Regions from separate parts of the Homo sapiens genome. Here region 2 is linked to region 1. Evidence: read pairs that join two places in POLR2A ChIA-PET (ENCODE). Cell type or tissue: IMR-90. All regions are shown on one strand. Links, peaks and the distances in the headings refer to the core of each region. The heading gives the core; the rest is flanking DNA.

Region 1 (11,418 bases), core at 2,901-6,900:
CATGCCACTGCACTCCAACTTGGGCAACAGAACAAGACTCCCTCTTACAAAAACAAAACAAAACAAAAAACCACATGACAACAAAGTGATCCTTCGAAGTGTAAATTAGGCCGTAACCTTCTTCTCTTCAAAATTCTCTGTTGGCTCCCCATGTCCCTTTAAGTAACAGTCAAAGCCCTTGTGTCTCCTGCAAAGTCCATATGACGGGCTTCCCATGATGTCTGGGACCCATCTTCCATGCCCCTCTGCCTGCTTGCTCCCTGGGATCCAGCCGCCCGTGCCTCCTGGCCTTCCCTTGAATACCCCAGGCTCAGCCTTGACTTGGAGCTTTTGCACTGGGTCTTTCTCCTGCTTCCTCCTGTCTGGGGAATGGTCTTCCCCCAGAAATACACGTGGCCAACTCTCTCCTCTCCTTCACACCATTGCTCACATATTATCTTCTCAGTGAGGCTTTCTCTGGTCCTCTCCCAGCCCTGGTGCCCCTTTACCCAGCTCTCCATTTTCCAGCGTACTTGTCTCCTTCCAACGTACTATATGATGTACTTTCTAGCAATGTCTGTTTGTTAGCACCTGTCTCTCCTGCTAGAGATGTGTCTACTTTGTTTGCTGATGTATTCCTGGTGCCTAGGATGTGCCCGACATGAAATGTGTTCTGAAAATATTTAATAAATACATGAAAATCTGGAGAGTCCTAATTAAGACAGATTTCTCAGTAAATGAAGATGATGATTTTAGATGTTTAATGTCCCACATCCAGATTCTAACGAGAATAACAACAGGACTATAGTAAGAGTGATAACCAACACCTTCCTTGGAAAATAGGGAAGAGGTGTGCTACAGAAAGGTCAGAAACTGCAAGGAATTCCTACTAAAAATAGCAGGAGCCTAGGCGTGGTGGCTCATGCCTGTAATTCCAGCTACTGGGGAGAATGAGGCAAGAGCATCTCTTCAGCTCAGGAGTTCGCGGCTGCAGTGAGCTATGCTTGTACCACTGCATTCCAGCCTGGGAGACAGGATGAGACTCCCATCTCAAAAAAAATACAGTAAGTAAATGACAGGTCAAAAAATGAAGAAAAGACCCAAAAGAAATGCGCACCTGCTTGTCTGAGAAAGCAGGAGGTGTCAGGAGACTAGAAGAGACTATGGCAGATCCATTTACACTTCTGCATTGTAAGTATTGAGAATGGAGCTGTGGGCAGGTCATGCGATTGACGTGAACTCCTTGTTCTTTAGCTGTTATGGGTCAACACTGTGGGACGTAGCTGCTCAGAGAGGTTCAAGTGTGAGTACAGTAGTGCCTCCTTATATTCGGGGGATACATTCCAAGGCCCCCACTGCATACCTGAAACTGTGGATAGTACTGAACCCTGTACATACATACCTACGATAAGGCTTAATTTATAATTTAGTCACATAGTTAGGGATTAAAAACAATAACTAATAATAAACCAAAAAAAACAAAATAAGTAAAACAAGGGCTGCCGGGCTCAGTGGCTCATGCCTGTAATCCCAGCACTTTGAGAGGTTGAGGTGAGTGGATCACCTGAGGTCATGAGTTCGAGACCAGCCTGGCCAACATGGTGAAAACCCATTTCTACTAAAAATACAAAAAAATTAGCCAGGCTTGGTGGTGGGCACCTGTAATCCCAGCTACTCAGAAGGCTGAAACAGGAGAATCGCTTGAACTTGGGAGGTGGAGGTTGCAGTGAGCCCAGATCGCACCACTGCACTCTAGGCTGGGTGACGGAGTGAAACCCCATCTCAAAAAATTAAAAAATAAAAAATAAAAATAAATTTTAAAAAATAAGGACTACTTGAATACAAGCTCTGGAATACCAAGACAGTGGATATACTAACCTATAAGTGACTAATGGGTGCACAGTGTCTACAGCCTGGATATACCGGACAAAGGAATGATTCACGTCCCAGACAGGACTGAGCATGATGACATGAGATTTTATCAGCTACTCAGAACTCCACACTATTTAAAAGTTATGAATTGTTTATTTCCGGAATTGTTCATTTAATATTTTCAGACCAAGGTTGACCCTGGGTAACTGATACTGTGGAAAGCAAAATCTTAGATAAGGGGGAACAACTGTAATAACAGCTGCAAATACGAAACCCCAGGCATGGAGGGCTCCCAGCACGGACATGATTCTTCCCAAGGTAGTGGACCGGACCTCGGGGCTGGGAAGCAGTGGTATTCCACATTGGACGTGGAGGCAGATCTAAAGGGAAAACTCCATATGGAAAGCTAATCCTCAGTGTTTGGCTTAAGCAAACACAGAAAAGGAACTGTAGCAAATTGAAATTTTCCTGCTATGATCATCTCCCAGGATGCTTTCTGCTCCTCTCCAGTCGCTGTAGAACTAAACTGGTTTGTAAACTTCTGTCAACCCATCTTTCAGTTTCAGATCTGAATGTATCCAGGTGGACAGGGAGGGATGAGGGGGAGAATCAGCTCACACTGTTTGGGGCATTTACCTAGTTTGGTAGACTTCTTCTTGTTTTAGCTTGAATAATGTGACCAAAAAAAGGTACCTATGAAAAGACTCTGCATTATTTAAGCAAAAGAATATGGCAGTTATAACATACTTAAAATATACTGCATTATTTACCATGTGCTTTCAGTTAAATTCAGAAAAAAATAAACTCTGTAAAATGAAGGAAAAGATGTGAAAATGAGCAAACAGACTGAAATGAAATGGAGGTTCCTGAATTACTAAAATCCTGTAAATAAATAGATAGAACCACAGTGCAGGTGAAAATGACATTATAGGCATTAAATGGCAAAAGTGATACCAGAAAAAAAAAAAAAACAAATGAAGGATACAGAAGGAAAACACGATAAGCTCCAACAGGGCAGAATTTTCTTTTTTAGCTATGAAGATAGACGTTCTGAGAGTCAGGATGAGAGAGACATGGAGGAGATAAGCGAAATATTGAAATATTCATTTAAATACGAAATATTCAAATATCCAAATATCCAGATTTAAAATATAGGAAGAAATAGTGAACAAAAAAATATATACCATTGATATTCCCCCAAAAAAGAGACAAGAAAAATAAAACTGAATACATTATCAAGGATATAATAGTATAAATGTATTTTGGATTTAACAAAGACATTAATCTGAAGATTCATATGGCTTTACATTTACAATACCATTGATGAGGTTCATGAAAAGTGATTAGTTTTTGCACATAAATTTTGTAAAATATTTTTATTTCAAAGGAAAAGAAAAACTCCATAAAGGACAGAAAAGCCAACTAAAACAGAAGAAAGATCAGGCTGTTTTCTTACTTGTGCTCTGCAGTGTTAGGAGTGAAAGTATGATGAAACTGGCAAATTTGATGTCCAGAGAAAAAACTTTTGCTACAGAAAACTTTAAAATGTGGCACACAGTCCAAGGCACAAAAGCAGGACAGGAGACAAAACCTAGGTGTGCACTAGCTGGGTGGTCTGATCAGAAGCAGCTATACATAGAACCCTAGAAGTGAACGAGGGAAGAAACACACTCCACAGAGGAAATAAAATATCCTTGTGGCTTGTCTTAGGCTCTAGTTGGAATAAAAAGAAGAAAGGTTTTACTAAGAATTTCTAATATAAATCATTGCATGAGTTTGGGACTGAAATTTATACTACCTGTGTGGACTGAAAATCTCCATGAAATTTTATTTTAAAGTGATTTCAAATTGGCAATCCTCACATGTCTAGGAGAACTAAACTAAATCTTCTTTGGAAGACCACTTTAACTTCAGATTTCAAAAAACTCCAATAGATAAAAATTCCTGATAATATGTATCCATAATCAGAAATTACAAATCACATGAGGCAACATGCCTGCCATAGCAAAACTCAGCAAAAAAAAAAAAACTACAGAATTATCACAAAACCTATAGCTACCACAATGATAAAATTCAGAATATTTTAAAGTATGTTTATTATAATTAAATAAAGAGTTTCCAAAGTGTGATTATGGAACTAGAAACTATGAAAAATGACCAGGAAACTTTTGAAAAAGAATGATAAAATCCCTAGGACTTAAAAAAAACTCAAGGCCCAGGATAAACAGACATAGAAAATAGAGTAGGAAAGTCTAACATGTCTTTTCAGAGTTCTAGAATAAACACATTGAGAGAATTGGGGAAAAGGTAATATTTGAAGATAAAGTGGCTGCAAATTTCTGAAATTGATTAAAAAATACTAATTGTCAGATTCAGAAAGCACAACTTCTCCCAAACTGAATAAATCTACAGCTGCAAAACCCTCAGGGCAAAAAGTGGACAGAAAATGAAGAGGAATGATGCATATTAATGATAATTTCTCTGGAAATGGAAATATGAACAGCAATGCTAGAAGCTAGAAAATAAAACAATACCTTCAAAATTTTGAAAAAATATTACTCTAAACCTGGAGTTGCCAGGTGTAAAATTATATCTTGCAAGAATGAAGTTGAAATACATATATATCAACAAGAAAAAATTGTAGAGTTTAAAAAGAATAGGCTCTTAAAAAGGAAACTTCTAAAGTCCATTGTTTGTAATTCAGAAAAAAAAAATCTGAGGTGTAGGAAAGAATGGTGAGCAAAGAAAATTATACACATGTGGGTAGAACTAATTAAATAATACAATGTAAAACAAATATTATGATTTATAAAGTGTACAGTACAAACTGAGTAAAAATAAAATATTGGGCAAAAACAGCATATATCAGTGTCAGGTGTTAAATATTCTAAGCTGATTCTATTAATCTGAAAGAGGGAAAATCTATTAATGAACTAGAAAACTGAAAAACAGAAGATTAGACCAATCACCTACATTTAAAATACCGAAAAAGATAGAAAAACAGTGAAAAACAACAAAAACCCCCAAAATTAAATGATAGAAATATTATCAATTATAATAATCTGCACAATAAATGTAAATGAATTATACTTTCTAGGTGAAGAACAAAGGTTTTTAGACTCCAATTTAAGAAAAATATTCTGTTTACAAGAGGAACACCTAAAATATTCAGTCACAAAAGTTTGAAAGTAAAAAAATGAAGACAGGTATACAGAATAAAAACCAACGAGCCAAAAGGAAGCTAGTGTAGCAATATCAACGCTATACAAACTTAGTAATTCAAAATGAACTACTGAATATAAAGTATATCACACCGTATTGTGCCCCAAACTTCTATGAATTTAATGCATAGCTTTACAATATGCAAATGAAACAATGAATATTACTGAAGCAGAACAAATAAATCCATCATCTTGCAGAAGATTTTAGCACATCTTTTTCAGTAAATTATAGAACAGGTAGAAGACAAATGATTGAATATATAGAAAATTTAATCCATAAACTAACAAACTTAATTAATAGGTAATATAAAATAACATTCTTAAATTCAGAAAAATTCTTTCCAAGGATACGTGGAATATTTATTAAAATGAAACACATGCAGTAAGACAAAAATTTCAAAGAACTGATTTCATACTGAACACAACATGGTTAATTTGGAAATTAAAATGAGTTTTAGAATCTCAGACATGGAAATTTAAAAATGTATCTCCAGGTAGCTTATTATATCTATTAATTAGAAATTAGTAATTAATAATGTTAAAAATACTTTGGTTTATACACACACACATATGTATTTATAATAACTCTTGGAAAGCCAAGAAAGTTGCATCTAAAAAATTTATACCATTTACATTGGAAAAGAGGCAAATGTTAAAATAGAATAGAAATTAATAAAATAAAAAGTATTATGCTAGAGAAACTGAGCAAAGCTAATATTTGGTTGTTTTAAAAGAATAATAAAATAGACCAACTCTGGCAAGATATATTATGAAAACATCATAGAAAGAAAGCACAAATACAATTATTTTGAGAATGAAAAAAGCAAAAAGGTTAAACTGTGATTTAAAGAAAGTAGTTTATTTTTTCAACTTTATGACAATATATGCAACATTTAATTGAAATGGACAAATTCTTAAAAAAAAAAATCAACTAATCTGACCAAAGGAGAAATCTTTAATTTCTAGAGTCCTATAGCCATTGAATACCATGCATCAGTAGTTAAAAAAATAAATTAATTAAAAAAAAACTTTCCACTATGAAACACTAGGCACAGATGATTTTATAGATACATTATACCAATGAAGAAATAATCCTAAACCTTCACAAACACTTTAAAGCAAAACAAAACAAAACAAAAAAACAAGAGGGTACAATTCCCAAATTATGTTATATGGCTACCACAACACAGATATATCATAGCTAGACTAGGACAATGTATGAAAAAAGTTACAGGCTAATCTTACTCATTAGTATGGAGCAGAAACCTATATCCCTTCAGCTAATGACTTGTGAAAAGATAACATGCAATGACCAAGTTTGTTTTATTTCAGGAAGGCAAAGTAAATACAAAAATTGTGAAACTTATAAAAGTTGTTCATCATATTACATTGAGAAGATCATGTTAAACTCTTTTATTCTGATTACTGTTTTCTAATTCTAATTTTAATTTTCTTAATGTTTGTTTCTTATATTTTGCAGGTACGTTTTTATGTGCATTCACATTTAGAATGGAGGAGTACATTCACTTGGATTTATCCCTTTTTCATTATGAAATATATCTCTTTGTTTTTAGCAATGTTTGTTCTAAAGTCTACTCTATCTGATATTGCTATGACTGCACTAGCTTTTCTTGGTTAGGGTTTGCATGGTATGTCTTTTCTCATCCTTTCATTTTTAACAACTCTGTGTTCTTACGCCCCAACTTGTGAGTCTTAAACAGGATATAGCTTGGTTTTGTCTTTATACTCAGGCTGCCAATCTTTGCTTCTTGGAGCATTTACTCATTTATATGTAATGTAATTACTGTTATATTGTGTTTATTGTCCTCCATTTTTTTTTCTGTTTCTACTTGACCCACTTGTTTCATATTCTTTGGCCTCTCCTGTCTTGACTTCTTTTAAATCAATCAGACTTTTCATTATTCTCATTCTTTCCTTTATTAATTTATTGTTATTTGTTATTTTATTATTCTTTTAGTTTTTACCCTAAAGATTACATCATTTATTGATGTGTTAATGTCTAAAATAAGTTATTGCCTTTCCACTTCTCTGATTATGCTCAAAATCTGAGACATTCTAAGTCCACTTAAATGGGTATATTCCATTATACCCATCTAATGAGTTCTAATCTTAATGTATTTTAAGTTTTTCTAATTTCCATTCATTTCTTCTTTTGATTATATATATATATTTGCTTCTTCTTTTGCAGTCTTGCTGTCATATATTTTAATTTTCCATGTTTCAAACCTCATATTATTAATACCATTATCTTTTTTTTTTTTTTTTTTTTTTGAGATGGAGTCTCGCCCTGTCTCCTAGGCTGGAGTGCAGTGGTGTGATCTCAGCTCACTGCAAGCTCCGCCTCCTGGGTTCATGCGATTCTCCCACCTCAGCCTCCCGAGTAGCTGGGACTACAGGCGCCCGCCACCATGCCTAGCTAATTTTTTGTATTTTTAGTAGAGACGGGGTTTCACCATTTACAGGATGGTCTCGGTCTCCTGACCTCATGATCCGCCTGCCTCCATTATCTTTTTATACAGTTGATTTCAGTCCATGTACATATATAGTCACTGCTTTGCTTTCTTTTCCTTCTTTCAATTCTGTGATTCCCTGCAGAATTTTTTTTGTATTAGACTCAACTATATGAACTTGCTATTATTCATCAGTTTTCATCAACACAAGCATCACTATCATATAGTTCAACCTAATATTACCTTAACGCATTTGTCTGAATAACCTGTGTAACTTTTATAAGATGGAGTCTTGCTTTGTTGCTCAGATGGAGTGCAGTGATTATTCACAGGTGCTATGGTAGTGCTACAGCTGCAAACTGCTGGATTAAAAAGATTCTCCTTCCTCAGCTTTCTGAGTAACTGGGACTGCAAGGCATCCACTACTGCACCTGGCTGTGAGACTCGTGTCTGTTTTTTATTTTGTCTCTTGGTCATGTGGCCCTGAATTTTGGTGTGTGTACTACTTTCTTTAAATACATTGTTAAGTACACAAAGCACACAAATGTTAATGCGTACCTTGATGCCTTTTTAGATATGTGTATCCCTGTGTAATTTCCATCTAGATCAAGGGATACAGCATTTTTAGCAGTTCAATAGGTTCCCTCATGCCCTCTGCCAATTATTATCTCTCCAAGAATAGTTGGGGGAGTTATACTTGTTTTCAATTTCATGTGAATGAAATCGTGGAGTTGATGTTTCTTCCCTTAACTTTATGTCCATGAGTTCATCAATGCTGTGTCTATCAGGATTTTGTTTCTTTTCGTTGTTGAGTAGCATTCCATTGCAAAAATTGAATTTTTTATACAGTTGAAATTTATTTATACAATTAAAAATTTTTAAACAGTTGAAATTTTTTTCAAATATATTTATCCGTTCTACTATTTATGGACACATTTTTCATCATGGTGGTTTTATAAAGAATGTAGCTATAAACATTCTGGTGCATGTCTTTTGGTGGACATGAACACCCACTTTGGGAGAAGATTTATATACTGGTAATTACAGTTATTAGATGATAATATGTATGTATATTTTGATTTAGTAGGTATTCCTAAATAGTTTTACAGAATGATTGTGCCAATTTATATTCTTATTAGCAATTTAAGAGAATTTCAGCTGTTCTCCATCCTCCCAAACACCTGGTAATGTGAGTCTTTTAAATTTAGTCTTTCTTGTAAGTATATAGCAGTGTCTCATGAGCTTTATTTGTATTTCTCTGATGCTTGAACACTTTTTCATATGTTTATTGGCGATTTCAAAATCCTCTGTTGTGCTGGACAACAAGGTGAAACCTCGTTTCTACTAAAAATACAAAAAATTAGCCGAGTGTGGTGGCACATGTCTGCAGTCCCAGCTGCCCGAAGGGCTGAGGTGGGAGGATCACATGAGCCTGGGAGTTCTAGGCTGCAGTGAGCTGTGATCTTGCCACTGCACTCTAGCCTGGACCACATAGTGAGTGAGACCTTATCTAAAAAAAAATCCAATCCTATATTGTGAAGTGCCTGTTCATATTTCTTTCTTATTTTTGTTAGGGTCATCAAAATTTTTCTAATTTATTTGTAGAAACATTTTTTTTAATACTCTGAATTTGAGTTTACAGTTGAAGGTTTGTACTGGAAATATCTCTTTCATGTTTATGGCTTATCTGTTTATTCTCTTAAAGGTGTCTTTTAATGAAAAGGGATTCTTAATTTTGATTAAATCATTATAGAAATCTTTTATAGTTGGTATATTTTTAATCTTGATAAACAAATGTTTGCCTTATTCAAAGATAATTAAAGATCTTTTCCTACTATGTGTCTCCTAGAAAACTAATTTATTTTTATTATCATATTTAGTTCATTGGTTCATCTTGAATTAATTTTTTTGTATAGTATGAAATGGGGGTTGTATTAGCCAGGAATCTCCAGATAAACCCTACCAATAGGATAGACAGATACATACATACACACATAGTAAAGTTTATTGTAAGGAATTGGCTCATGCCATTATAGAGACTGAGAAGTTCCAAAATTTGTAGTCAGCAAGTAGAGATCCAAGAGCACTGATGGTGTAGTTCCAATAAGGAGCCAGCAGGCTTGAGACTTGAGGATAACCAGTGTTTCAGTTTGAGTCTAAAGGCTGGAAAAAACCAACATTCCAGCCTAAGTCTGTCAGGCAGAAGAAATTTCCTCTAACTCAAGGGAGGGTCAGCCTTTCGTTCTATCTATCTAGGCTTTTAATTGACTGGAGGAGAGACACCGACATTAGGAAGTGTAATCGGTTTCCCTCATTCTACCAATTCAAATGTTAGCCTCAACCAAAAACTCCATCACAGACACCCCGAGAACAATGTTTGACCAATTATCTGGGCACCCCATGGCCCAATCCAGTTGATACACAAAGTTAACCATCATAAAGGTCAAGGTTGGCTTTTATCTTTGTGTGTGCGTGTGTGTGTGTGTATGTGTGTGTGTATACGTATACATTGTTGTTTTTCATCATGGTGAATATGGCACAAAGCTATTTGGTATATCAGATAAATACAAAAGAAAGCTCAGTAAGACACTTCTCTATACCTATATGTATACACATACACACACATATGTGTGTATATCCATATATATGTATGTGTGTATATGTGTGTATACGCACACACGTATATATTTGACCTATCACCATTTCAAAAAATGACCATCCTATTTCCACTGAATGTTGTGTGTATCCTTTGTCATTAATGATATGTCTGTATAAGGTGGTTGTTAACACAATCAATAATGTTGACTGAAAATATAGCTATATACATATGTTTGTATTTTAAAATATTTTCTATTTTTACTAAAGTAATAAATGTGTATAGTTTAAAAATTATGCCGTATTAAATAATTCTGCTTCACTCCTTTATTCTCTCCTACTTCTACTTCCTATAAGTGATGGCTTTTCATATTTTTTCTATTCTAATTAATACTTATGTTGCTACTTCTTGATTTATGAATGTTTCATATTATATACTGATTTCTTGTTTTATTAGCTACATTTTTTGTTTTTACATATCTACCCCCATTTCCCTTCCTCTATCTAATCAATATATCTATATTACCATTTGTGAGTAAATCATTAATTAATGTTTATATTAATATGACCATATTGTTTTCTGACTAGACAAGCAGTGTACAGTAATTGTTTTGTACAACTTTTTGCTTTTTTGGCACTGACAATTGCTTTGTTTTATAATTTAATTAGTGTTCTATGTATGGGGAGCCATTTCTCCCTAAGCGCTCCAAAGACCTGTCAAATACCTGTCAGTAATTTTCCAAGTGTTCAGACACATTTTCAAGCACCTATATGCATCCCACCCGAGAGACTTCCCTCATATAAACCTTAGTGAACTTGGTCTCCCAGCTTACAGTGTTACAGCAGAGAAGCAGAGTTTTTATCTCATTTCCTATTCCTTTGTATATAGCCAGTTTGCATTTTTGATTGTTTTTCCTCTTGGAATCTCTTAGGATCTACTTTTTATCCCTGGTGTTCTGAAATTGTGTGATGCTGCGTGTGGCTGGCATAGGTCTTTTCAATTTAATTTAATTAACTTTTTGCACATTTCCCCGTACGCTTCATGGGCTCAATCTGGCCATTACTCAGCAATTACTCGGCACTATTTATTTGATGATATTCTTCCCACAGTTTTCTCCCACTGGTCAGGTGTGGGAGCTCCTGGATAGATCTAACAGGCTTTTCCCTTTCTCTCTCCTTACATTCATCTCTTTATCACTTTAGTTCTACTATCTATTTTAATCTCTTCCATCTATTGTCTGTTCCTCCAAGTTCTTTTCTATTTGCTTATTTGCTTTATT
Region 2 (11,418 bases), core at 3,715-7,714, 130 kb before region 1:
AGAATTCCCTTCCCTACGGGTCCTGCTGAGATGTTAGCAGGTGTCAGGACAGGTCATCCGGCCCAGAGCCTCAAGATCCATCGTCCACAGAAGATCTGCTTCACATTTTTAAAATCATAGCTTGGCAACTGTCAATACATTGTCTCCCACTTTGCAATACATAAAGAATGTAAAACTGTGTCCTGTTGAAGGATGGCAGTGATACCATGCAAGCAAAATACAGTGCTTTATAATTTTTTTTCCAGCATCCCTTTCCACCAAGGCCTGGCCAGCTCCTTAATGTCTAAGTTCATCCTCTGAACCTGATGAATCAATCATTCCAAGGTGGAGGTGGGTAATGACAGTGCTGAGAAGGCCATGGCTCTCACTTAAGGCTGACATGGGAGACAGGCAGGGCTGGACGCTGCTCACTGGCCCGCCAATCGGAGCTCTACCTTCCAACTTCACAGTGCCCCTAGGACATGCCCGGTGGCGTCATCACATGGCTCACCACTGAAGCACTCCAGAGACCGTTCCCCGTTGTTTTTAACTGCCCACCTAGCAAGTGCATTTCTGGTTACTCTTATGAAATCTAAACATGGAGCCTACAGCTCTGCCTGAAACCTCATGGAAACACACCAAGGTGTCTGCATACGGCAGACTCACGCCAGGTTAACGCAAGGGGCCTGGCCACAATCAGGCAGCAAGGTCAAAAGCACCTGACACTAATGATGTATCCTCGTTTCCCCACAACAGCAGGCCCGACGTGGACAGCAGTACTTTCCATCCAGACTGTGTGTGAGACAGAGGGAGTGAGCCAGAGTTGAGGCCAGGAGAGAAAGAAGGTAGTGCTTAATTGTCGTTGATTACATATTTATTAAATATATATTTTTATATATATTATGTATGAGTAAACGCATTTCCTTGAAGATGTTTTTTCTTTTTCTTTTTTTTTATACTTTAAGTTCTGGGGTACATGTGCAGAACGTGCATGTTTGTTACATAGGTATACACGTACCATGGTGGTTTTCTGTACCCATCAACCCATCACCTACATTAGGTATTGCTCCTAATGCTATCCTTCTCCATTCCCCCTACCCCCAAAAAGGCCCCGGTGTGTGATGTTCCCCTCCCTGTGTCCATATGTTCTCATTGTTCAACTCCCACTTATGAGTGAGAACACGCAGTGTTTGGTTTTCTGTTCTTGTGTTAGTTTGCTAAGAATAATGGTTTTATGTTTGTTTGTTTTTTTTTGTTTTTCTCAGACGGAGTCTTGCTCTGTCACCCAGGCTGGAGTGCAGTGGCACAATCTTGGCCTATTGCAATCTCTATCTCCTGGGTTCAAACGATTTTCGTGCCTCGGCCTCCCAAGTATCTGGGATTACAGGTTCCCGGCCAACACACCTGGCAAATTTTTGTATTTTAAGTAGAGACAGGGTTTCACCATGTTGGCTGGGTTGGTCTCAAACTCCTGCCTTTGCCTCCCAAAGTGCTGGGATTACAGGCGTGAGCCCCCGTGCCTAGCCTTATGTATGTATTTTTTTTTAGAGACTAGGTCTCACTCTGACATCCAGGCTGCAATGCAGTGGTGCAATCATAGCTTACTATAGGCATGAACTCCTGGGCTCAAGGGATTCTCCCATCTCAGCCTCCCAAGTAGCTGAAACTACAGATGCATGCTACCATGCCCAGCTAACTTTTAATGTTTTGTAGAGACCAGGTCTCACTATGTTGCCCAGGCTGGTCTCGAACTGCTAGCCTCAAGCGATCCTCCTGCCTCGGCCTCCCAAAGTGCTAGGATTACAGGCATGGGCCACCATCCCCAGCCAGTACTTACTTTTTGAATGGATGAATGAGTGAAGGAATAAATTAGTGATGGACATAATAAAGGAATGAGTGAATGAATGAATGAATGAGTGACAGAACGAATGAATGACTGAATAAATGAAACTAATTATTTAGTTACCTTCTTCCCAGCCACAAAGCTCTCTGATACAAGATAACATCAACATCAAGGATTAGCAATATATGTCTATTGATGAAAATTTGGAAAATAAAGGCATATAGAAGAAAGCAGAAAAATAAAAACCCTTACATTTTGGAGTGCTTATTCCTTTTATTTTCCCTTTATAATGTGTGCATGTGTGTGAATGTGTTGGGTTGGTATTGTATTTGGCAACCTGCTTTTTTCACGCAACATTGGGTCAAGAGCATTTCTCTCACATGAAAATGTTTTAAACCAGCCTTCTGCTATCAAATGCTGAGATAACCTCAAAGGAGTGGAAGTCCATACAGCCAGACACCAAAGGCCAGGCCTCCCTCTTCCAGCCAGGAGCTGCCCAACTCACCCAGGAGCATGCTGCCACCGTAGATCCCTGAGTTCCACAGAGTAGCCTATGATCATGAACTTCACTGCATGGCATTCAGCACTCTTTACTATTCAATGGTTTGGGGGCCTTTAAAAATCAGAAAGCAAATGCTATGATCCAATGGTGAGCTCCCGTAAATAGGTTTAATTGTAAAACATCACATTTATTCCAGATGTGAAGACACATGAGTTTTGCCATTTAAGTAGAAAGACAAAGCATAATTCTATCAATGCATATTTTTCCTTTTCTTTTCTTTATCTTTGTTGTGGGTTTTGTTGTTCACCTCTACACAGCTTCATTGTCAAAGAACTCTACCAAGTGGGAGCACTGGATTTACCTCTGCTCTCAGTGATGCGGCTGGTTTACGAATACCCAGATGATTTCACATTTGTAGACCCAGGATAAACTTTAAGAAATGTCCACATCTAGACCAGGAAGAAGTTGGCTTCAGGTGCAGATACATCAGGGTAGACCCACCACAGTCTCCCACACAGTCACCCCATCCACAATCACCTTCCCACACTGCCACACACCTCAGAAAGATGTTTTCTCCCAGGTGGTAAAGACAGCAGCTGCTGCTCTTGTACTTGAACCTGGCCTCCAACACACACACACACACACACACACACACACACACACACACACACACACACACACAGTGCATTGCAGGATAGGCAGCCTAGGGCATCCCTTTGCATGTGGGGCTACCCTCATTCAAGGCATCACCGAGGGCTCAGGGATCAGAAGCCACGAGGGGCATCTTCACAACCAAAAGCAGGAGGAAAAAACGTCTCCGCAGCACCCAATTTGATGCTGGCTCTCCGCCCCTACATCAACTTGCACAGCCAAGCCCTCAAGGCTGTGCACACTGGGCCAGCCTACCATCAGTAGAGCAGGAAACCAAGCTACTAGAGAGGCAACCAAGGTTGTTTTGAAAGCGTTATTATTATCATTATGATTTTAATGTAGTAGACTTGTGAGTTTTCCATCATTATAAATCCAGTCTGAATTTTCATTTTTAACGTTTACAATTTGACTATTCAGAATGAAATCTTAAGCAGCAAAGTTTGGAACAAGATGAATACTGCCAGTTGACTTACACCTCCCGCATATAAACAATTGTGTCAAGTTAGGAAAACTAATATAATTTATGTAAATATCCTGATTTCTTTGATATCAACATAACACGATGAAGGCTTCAAATTCAGACACAAGTTTCCAACACTGCAGCATTGAGACAGCTTTCCTTCAAGCACCTTCCAAACCCAAAAGAATGGGCAAGGGGCGTGAAGCCTGAATGGGAAGTGACTTACCACTGGGTTTTAGGTTTGGAGGCCTATGGCCTCTGGTATATGGAACTTCCCTGAAATCTGCCCCACCAGCATTCTGCACCAACTCTCTGACACAACAGTCCCTCTGTCTCCACTACCATTGCTTCTAAAACAAGGGACAACCCCACTTAGAAAGGCAAAGTATCCTTGCATTATGTAGGCCAAGTCCAGAGGGGAAAACCCTTTAAAATTAGAGAATCTCTGGGTATAGTGATTCCATGGAAGCACAGTGATTTTTTTTTTATTTTTTCAATTCCGTAAGTGGAAAGTGAAGAAACCATTTTCATATGAGCATATTTTTCTCCAAGGAACAGTTAGAAAAATGCTGATGTGGTGTCTCAATACGTTTTACTACAATGCCATCAATTACATAAAAACAAAATTAAGTCACTGTTTCAAAATCCTTAAATATTATTCAGCTAAAACCCAAAAGGACATTTTCAGTATTCCTCGGTCATTATCTAAGAAGCTCCGCGCTGTAGCCAGCCACCTCCGCTGTGCTCCGTAGGAACTAAACATAGGTAGTATACGGGCACAGTGCCTCTGTGTCTTGGCCGTTGGGCTCTCTGAGCGACCTCAGGTAATGAGGATGCCTATGGAGAGGGCTTCCGCAGTCCGGCCACAGAGCCAGGCTTTACACCCTCAGTGCTTTCACTGGTCGGGACCGGCCAGGGAATGACATGTGAACTTAGGCTGGTCTCAGTTTTCCCGTCCATCCAATGAGGCTGTCCCTGCAGATGAATTTAAAAGGCTGTGATCCTATGAATTTACCTATTTGCTGTCACCCAGAGACTGAAATAAAAAAGGCAAAGATGTCTGAGATGAATACAGGGATTCATATGCTTTCATATCCGTATCCATTTTTGTTGATGCATGGAGGCTTCTGGGTGCCTGCTGAGCGAGAGAAGGGGTTGCTGACTGTGATGCTGTCCTACCTAAGCGCTGACGGCCAGAGACATCACGCGCGCACTCCCACGCAGCTGTGGGAAGCGAAATGTGTGTGATCTTTTTGGAGAACAGTTTGGATATTTATCATTTTGTTAACCTGAACATACCTTTTCAGCTAGCAATTCCGCCTGTAGGACTGCATCCCACAAGGATGTAAGTGGAAGGACATTACTATACAAAGGCGTGTGCAGAAGGATGTTCACTATGGTACTGTTTGTCAAAGAAAAGACTAGAAGCAACCAGAATGTCCATGCAGAGGGTAACTCATTCACTAGAGTCAAACGTGGCCCTTAAAAAGTATAAGGCAGCTCTGTGCAACAAAATATGGTAGGATATAGCAGCTGAAACCTAACATGATATAAGATGATGACTGAGATACATAGATTTGCCACCATTTTATTATGTACAATGTAATATACACAGCAAAGTTTAAAGAATTTTGCCTGTACACCCATCACCTAGTTTAAAACTTTAACATTCCGCTTTATTTGCTTTATCACATATATACCCATCATTCCATGTATCTTAACTTTTGGATGCATGTCAAAGTAAACTGCAGATATCCAAAGTATATTCTTAGACAAAAACAGGTACAACATGGAGTGTAAAGTGTGGATTTCTCATTTAAAATATTTAAAATATACTTTTAATTTAATGGCAAAACTGCAATTACTTTTGCACCAACATAAATATCTAGAAGACTATACTACAAACTGGTATCGGTGCTTGCCCCTAGGGAGAAGAACTGAGGAGCTGGGGTTAGAAGAAGACTCTCTTTTAACTGCATACCCTTTGATTCTCTTGAATATTGCATTATGGACATCATTTTGTTTAATTTAAAGAATGACAATGCATCCACTTTCATGAGAGAAAGCTACTGTCAAATCTTTCAGGGCTCTAGGTAGCTTCTGTAGAGCAGCCCTGCATGCTTAGAAGCCTGGCGCGTGTGTGTGCATGTGCACACGTGCCTGCGTGTGTCTGTGTGTGCATGAGCACGCGTACACACCCACACCCAGATGCTCGGAGCCTGCACAGTGAGGGTGGTGCTGACCTCCCCTCATCTATCGCTGTAAGTCACTTTCTCATGGGGCTGAAACCTCGGAGTGTGAAGCAACCATCTTCAGGAGGCTCATTATTTAATTTCCAAGTAAGCAGCTGCAAAAGACAGCATGTTTGTTGCTGTTAGGGAGAACGGAGCACATGGAAGACAGGAGGGAAAGGCAGTTCCTCTGCTCAGGGTAGCTCTGCACTGCGAGTGCCCATGTCTCAGTCTCCCTTACTGTAAACATTTGTGCAACTTCAAATAAATATCCTCCCCAAGTCTCACGCAGCCTTCGGCTCTGATGGAAACCCTATGTGTGCCCCAGTGTGCCAGTGTGCACAGGCCAGAGAAGCATGCAAATACAGGGGAGAAGTCCAGCTCCATGTGAGGAACGCCAGAGAAGGCATCCTGGAGAGAAGTGAGCAGTCCAGAATGTAGACTCTCCTTCCTTACAGCACTCAGCCAGGCTACTGAAAGGCAGCAGCTTTCTGTTTCATTAAAAAAAAAACCAGCAGAGGAGTAAAAAGCCCTTAGAAAAAACATAGAATTAAACATGATCATGAGAACAGTACTGTAAGCCAAACCTTCAAAGGAAAAAAGAATATTCCACGGCATTACTGGATGTGTTCGACCAATTCCCTTCTTCCCTGAGACCTGTAGCTCGAGGTTCTAGACTTTGAGCCTCTGGGCTACCGCTGCACATTTTTGAACAGCGATCAATTTCCTTGTGTGTTTTAAACCCTGGGAATCATATTCTACATGTGAGAGATAGTAAAATAGATTTTAAAAATTGAGGTAACTGAATATGTGGAGTTATGTCAACATGTCAGAATAAATACCTGAAATCCTTACTTTTCTACATATGAAAGGGATCTGATATCTAATGAGAGGGAAGGAAAATGCACTTTGTTAGCATTCTGCTTTATTCTTGAAAACATGCATATAAGGCTAGTTTTAAAAATCCCTCTGATAAGAATAAGACTGTGAGAACACTGATTTCCACTAGGTGATACACATATGTACCATACATATACATACATATGTAAGAATACATATATGTACACACAATACACGTATACACGCATATAAATATACAGTGTATATGTAACTGAGCCAGGCAGTATACTTAAAGGCAATAATATGATAGTATGAAGGCAATTTGTATCTTACCACATATTGAAATAAAACACCCTGCACAGCCCCTAAACCTCAAAATCCAATACACAAAATGAAACGAATTGCACTGGGAAAAAAAATAAAGAAATGAGAAAATGAACTACGATATTCTCTTATTTGTTTAGTGTTCTCTTTCTCTAGAGTTTACATGGACATTGTCTCTAGTTGCATCTGCAAACCAATACATCGGCTGTCAGATCACTAAGGCATTTGACAACATCATTCTAGAGCCTTTAGTTACTGAGATATCAATAATTAAATGCATTCAGTTCACACTTTGTTCTTGCAGATACCAGCTATTTATCTCTGTCCTCTGAAGAAGCTAATGGTATAATGGGCAAAACATCAAGAATAATTAAGAAAAACGTTGCTACAAACTCTGTCAGAAGAAATATAACTTTTGCCCAGGCCCCCAGCTAGAATTCATTTATACAAGATCCACCCAAAACCAAGGCACCTTTGCTGAAAAGCGAAGTGCTAGGCTCATGGAGCAGGGAACTCACTCACTCTGTCCACCTGAGGGGAAGACCAGTGGGCACTTCTCTGAGTGTGAGCCTTGAAAAGCCTTGGGTGTGTGCATATAGCATCAGCTATAAAACAGCGGGGACTGCGGGCCACGTTGGCACCTCTCCCACACCAGGGATGGGCTCTGGAAGGCCAGCCCAGGCTGACAAATGGCAGCAGGACTGACTTGCTTCAGTGGACTGGCCCCTGCTGATGGAGCCCAACCTTCCTGCAGGCCATTCACCTCCCAGCTGAGCCATCCATGTTTCAAAGCTTGTTTGCAGCATTAGCTGGTACCAAAACAGAAGTTCTGAGAACATCTTATTCAAGGAATGGCGGGTTAAATCTTAACAGGTCTATTTTTCTTTAGTAGAGAGTGTCTCTCTCCTTTCATATCCAATAACAAATAAGAAGAGAGAAACTGTGAGGTGTTTTCTTCTTTAGGTAAGGGTCAGGCCTAGATGGTATATAAACTCCAAACAGATTATATTTTAAGTTGGTGACAATTAATTACAATACCGTATACATACTGCAGATAACACAATTTAAGATTAAAGAATTATCTGGAGCCATAGTAATGGGAGATGACTTTGAAGAGGCAGCCTTCCAGATAAGCCATGTCACATATCTGCATATCCTTTCAAACATCTTTGTCACCTAAGCGGGAGTGGCTCCCAATCACTGTTCACCAATCTCACTTGCGGAAGAGTTGGTAGTCAACTTCCTGTACAGGGGCCGTGTGAGCTCCTGGATGTCTACCTTAAACTTCAAAGAGCCACATTTACAGAAAATGAAATGCTCACATTTCATCATTAAATTACACTAGGCTCCCAATCTTCATGCGGCACATGTATTGCACTGAAAACGGATATTTGTTATTAATGACAAAGATATGGAAAATGTGAAGTTGAAATAAGCTACCCAAACTTAAGAGAAAGAAATGTTACAGGAACTGCTTTGTCAACCCTAATTGTGTAATTACTTCTTGGCTTGGTCACCCAAGCTCCGAGCAAGAAATAAGAGACAATGGTAATTTCTTACTACTGAAATGAAGGTGTCACGCTGCCTTGTGCATTCTGTGTAAGCAGGGCTAAAGTTTACATTTATATCACGTTACCTCCATTACAATCATCCAGGCCACTGCAAGAACTTAGTGGTATAAGGTCAGCCCTGGCAATGGGCACGCTCAAGTTTACTTGCACAAACATTTAATTTAGGCAGAGTGGAGGCATCTCTGCTTTTGGTCATCATCTTACCCCTCACCTCACACCGGTGAAATTGGTGAACTGCTACTGGCAACTTGCAGACTCACAGCAATAAAATAGTGTTTTTAAATGGTGCTAATACAGTGGCTACCAATAAAAATGAACCACTAGATGGCTTTAGATTTTTCACTTCTGAATATCGGAAGATGCATTATTTATGGTGTCAAAGCTAAACCTGGGTACAGCACTTGGGAGTGGGGGTGTTTGTGGAGAGAGAGGCAGGAACACCGCCCTGTGTAACTCCATCCCTTTCTCTCTTCACTCCACAGTTCCCCTTATAGCTCGATAATTAATTACAAGGCCGCATAATTCTATCTTCAGTCCCATCAGCGTTGGGTCAACTAAGAGCAAGGATCACATGCCAAAATTGTTGTGTGTTTTTTTTCCACACCAAGTATGAACCACTCCTCATTCTAATGGAAAAAAGAGCGCAGACACACAACTAGGAAGAGAAAAAAATGAAATTCCATTATAACTGGTTTCCTCAAGCTCCAGCCTAGGATATGAGTAATCATAAAAACTGTAATATCAGCTTTTTTGTTTTCCTTAACACTGGGTTCCTACTTTATTTCCTTTCAAAGAGGGTCAAGATCCTTTTTTTTTTTTTAATTCATAAAAGCTGCTGTGTGATAACCAAAAGGTTGGTTTCTCTCTGTAATAGCTCTGCCTTCCGTGATACTTTTAAATTTGGGGGCAAAAATAAAACTCGCTAAACTCTCAACAGCTGCCCTGAGTGAACTTGAAGCCCCTCACCTGCCTGGCCCTCAGGCCTTCTGGAAACATCTAACGCCTAGCAGGGGTGGAGCAGTGAGCTGACCGGCAGGCATGGACCAGGAGCTGCTAGCACAGGCCTCGGGAGGTGGCCTCCGGGCTGCTTGGCCGTACCTTGAGGACTGGCCTGACGGCTCCCAATGCCCGAGCTCCCATGTGAAGTGCAGGGAGGAGCAGGTCAGTGGCCACAGCAGCCTGGCCTGGCCTGGGTCACACCCTCGGTCAGCATCGCCCCAATGTCACTCTCTAGTTCTGTTTTCTCCTCCCTACCCACTCCCACCTTAACCAGCCACAGGGAATGGCGGGGTGCAAAATGGAGGCTGTTGACCTGCTGTGTGATCCACACCTCCCTCTGGGCTCAAAACATCAATGTGCTTTTAACAAGGAGCCAAGTGCTGTTTAATCCTTGGGCGGGGGGAGGAAAGTCCAGAACACCTATGGGTCATGAAGCAGCCCACGCTGAGAAGGCGACCCCAGACCCCAGACGGAGGTGTCAGGAGCTTGTTTTCCCAGCACTTCCTGTTGGCAGGGTCACAGCTCTACCGAGAGAAGGTGGGCCGTACCCCAGGGCACAGGAATCAGCATTGACATGCCCAAAAACTGACATGCATGCTTGTCCCCCACAGGCACGGGCATGTCCCCAGTCACCATGGTGGCAGAAGGACAATGGGAAACGCAGGGCCTGCCAGGCAAATTCTAGCAAAGACGGGCTTCCTAAAATCTCCCTTCTACATGAGAGCTGCCCAACCCAACGGCAGAGTTATGACTCACCGAAAGGGATACCCCCTCCTTCCCTCTAAGGACTGAAGGAGGGAAACGGCGCATGTAACCCTGGCCTAAGAGAGACCCCCGGGCTGAACCAAAGCATCAGAGATTCAGAGGGCACGCGGGGAATGTGGACAGAGCGACACCAGGCCTTCCTGAGCTCACCTGTACCAGAGCCTCAGGAAACATGTCTGTAAAACCGCTCTCATAGTAAGCACTTTATTATCTACTTTTGGCGCAGTGATGAGTTAAAGGGGCATTAATTTTCTTTCATAGCCTGGAATAGCTTATTTATCATTTTTTTTGTCTTTGTCACTGATATTTCAGATCTGCTGCGAATTGCTGTTTTTTTGTTTTGTTCTGTTTTGTTACTGTTGTTTAATTAATCTGCACTCATACAACCACCAAAACAATCACGGTCCTACTGGTACCAGCAGATGTGGCCGAAATGTGCCCTGAAACTTCCCAACTGCAGCTCGACCCTGCTTGCAGTGCTGTGTCATAACGAAGGGAAGTCAACTCAAGATGCATTTTCTGGAAATGCCATGGACGCACAGAGAGAAGAAACTACAAATAGTGTTGCAAGGAAGGAGGCCAGCGGCTGCATTCACTGTGTCACTGCGGCCAAGGTTTCTGGGTACCTTATGTTCACCACCTGCCACCTACTGTGGTGTCAGAGCTGTCTGGTCCAGCCGGGACAGTCAATTGATTTTCACAGAACGTCCATTTTATGTTTCCACACCAGAGCACGCTGCACCTTCGTAAGGAGGGGTGGCTGCTTCTAAGGGCAGAGCGGCTGGGCCCCAGCCAAGCCTGCCTCCCTGACTGCAGAAGATGTCACCTCCCCCGGGCACTTTCTTCTGGGCAGGGGCAAGGAGGAGGAAGGGAGAGGAGGTACGTGAAGAAGATGTCCCCCATAAAACCAAGGGTGTTCCCTTCTCAACCTCTCCCTTTTCCCCCTCTAACTGAGTCTCCAAAAAATGCATGTTTCCATTCACAAAAAGTATGCAGAATCACTGATGGGAGCAAAAGAAGACCCTTTTTCCTATTACAGGCAAAACCTAGGCTGATTCTCTTGCTTCCTTCAGCTGTCAATGAGGTGGTGTGTTCCCGGCCTCCTGACAATATAATCATCATAAACTTTATTATTACATCTGGAATTTCATGATATGTTTAGTAATTGATTACAGAGACACAACCCAGAATGCGGCTCCCACTCGCTCTGCCACGATTCCAGTAACCTAACTGCTTAATACCCCTGGAATGTA

Evidence for each region. ChIA-PET counts read pairs that join two places held together with the same protein. Peaks named below come from ENCODE experiments on the same cell type or tissue, not always from the same donor. Only the 100,000 strongest peaks of a DNase experiment are listed, where the experiment ranks them.
Region 2: POLR2A ChIA-PET joins it to region 1 with 5 read pairs; 2 of 35 experiments call an interaction of 5 or more read pairs at or near these places.

The regions. Positions count from the first base shown.
Region 1 is chr19:31,449,949-31,461,366 of GRCh38, forward strand. No RefSeq gene overlaps it. Among named protein-coding and RNA genes, the nearest start is that of LINC02841, 65 kb to the right of the region's middle. In IMR-90, for the core only: no CTCF peak of the experiment used is centred there; no DNase peak of the experiment used is centred there; H3K27me3 peaks cover 192 bases.
Region 2 is chr19:31,320,913-31,332,330 of GRCh38, forward strand. All of the region lies in intron 1 of TSHZ3 (teashirt zinc finger homeobox 3), which reads right to left. It overlaps TSHZ3-AS1 (TSHZ3 antisense RNA 1), which reads left to right and starts at 919. Exons shown (of 3, transcript XR_002958388.2): 1 at 919-11,418. In IMR-90, for the core only: no CTCF peak of the experiment used is centred there; a DNase peak (open chromatin) is centred at 5,869; H3K27ac peaks cover 1,781 bases.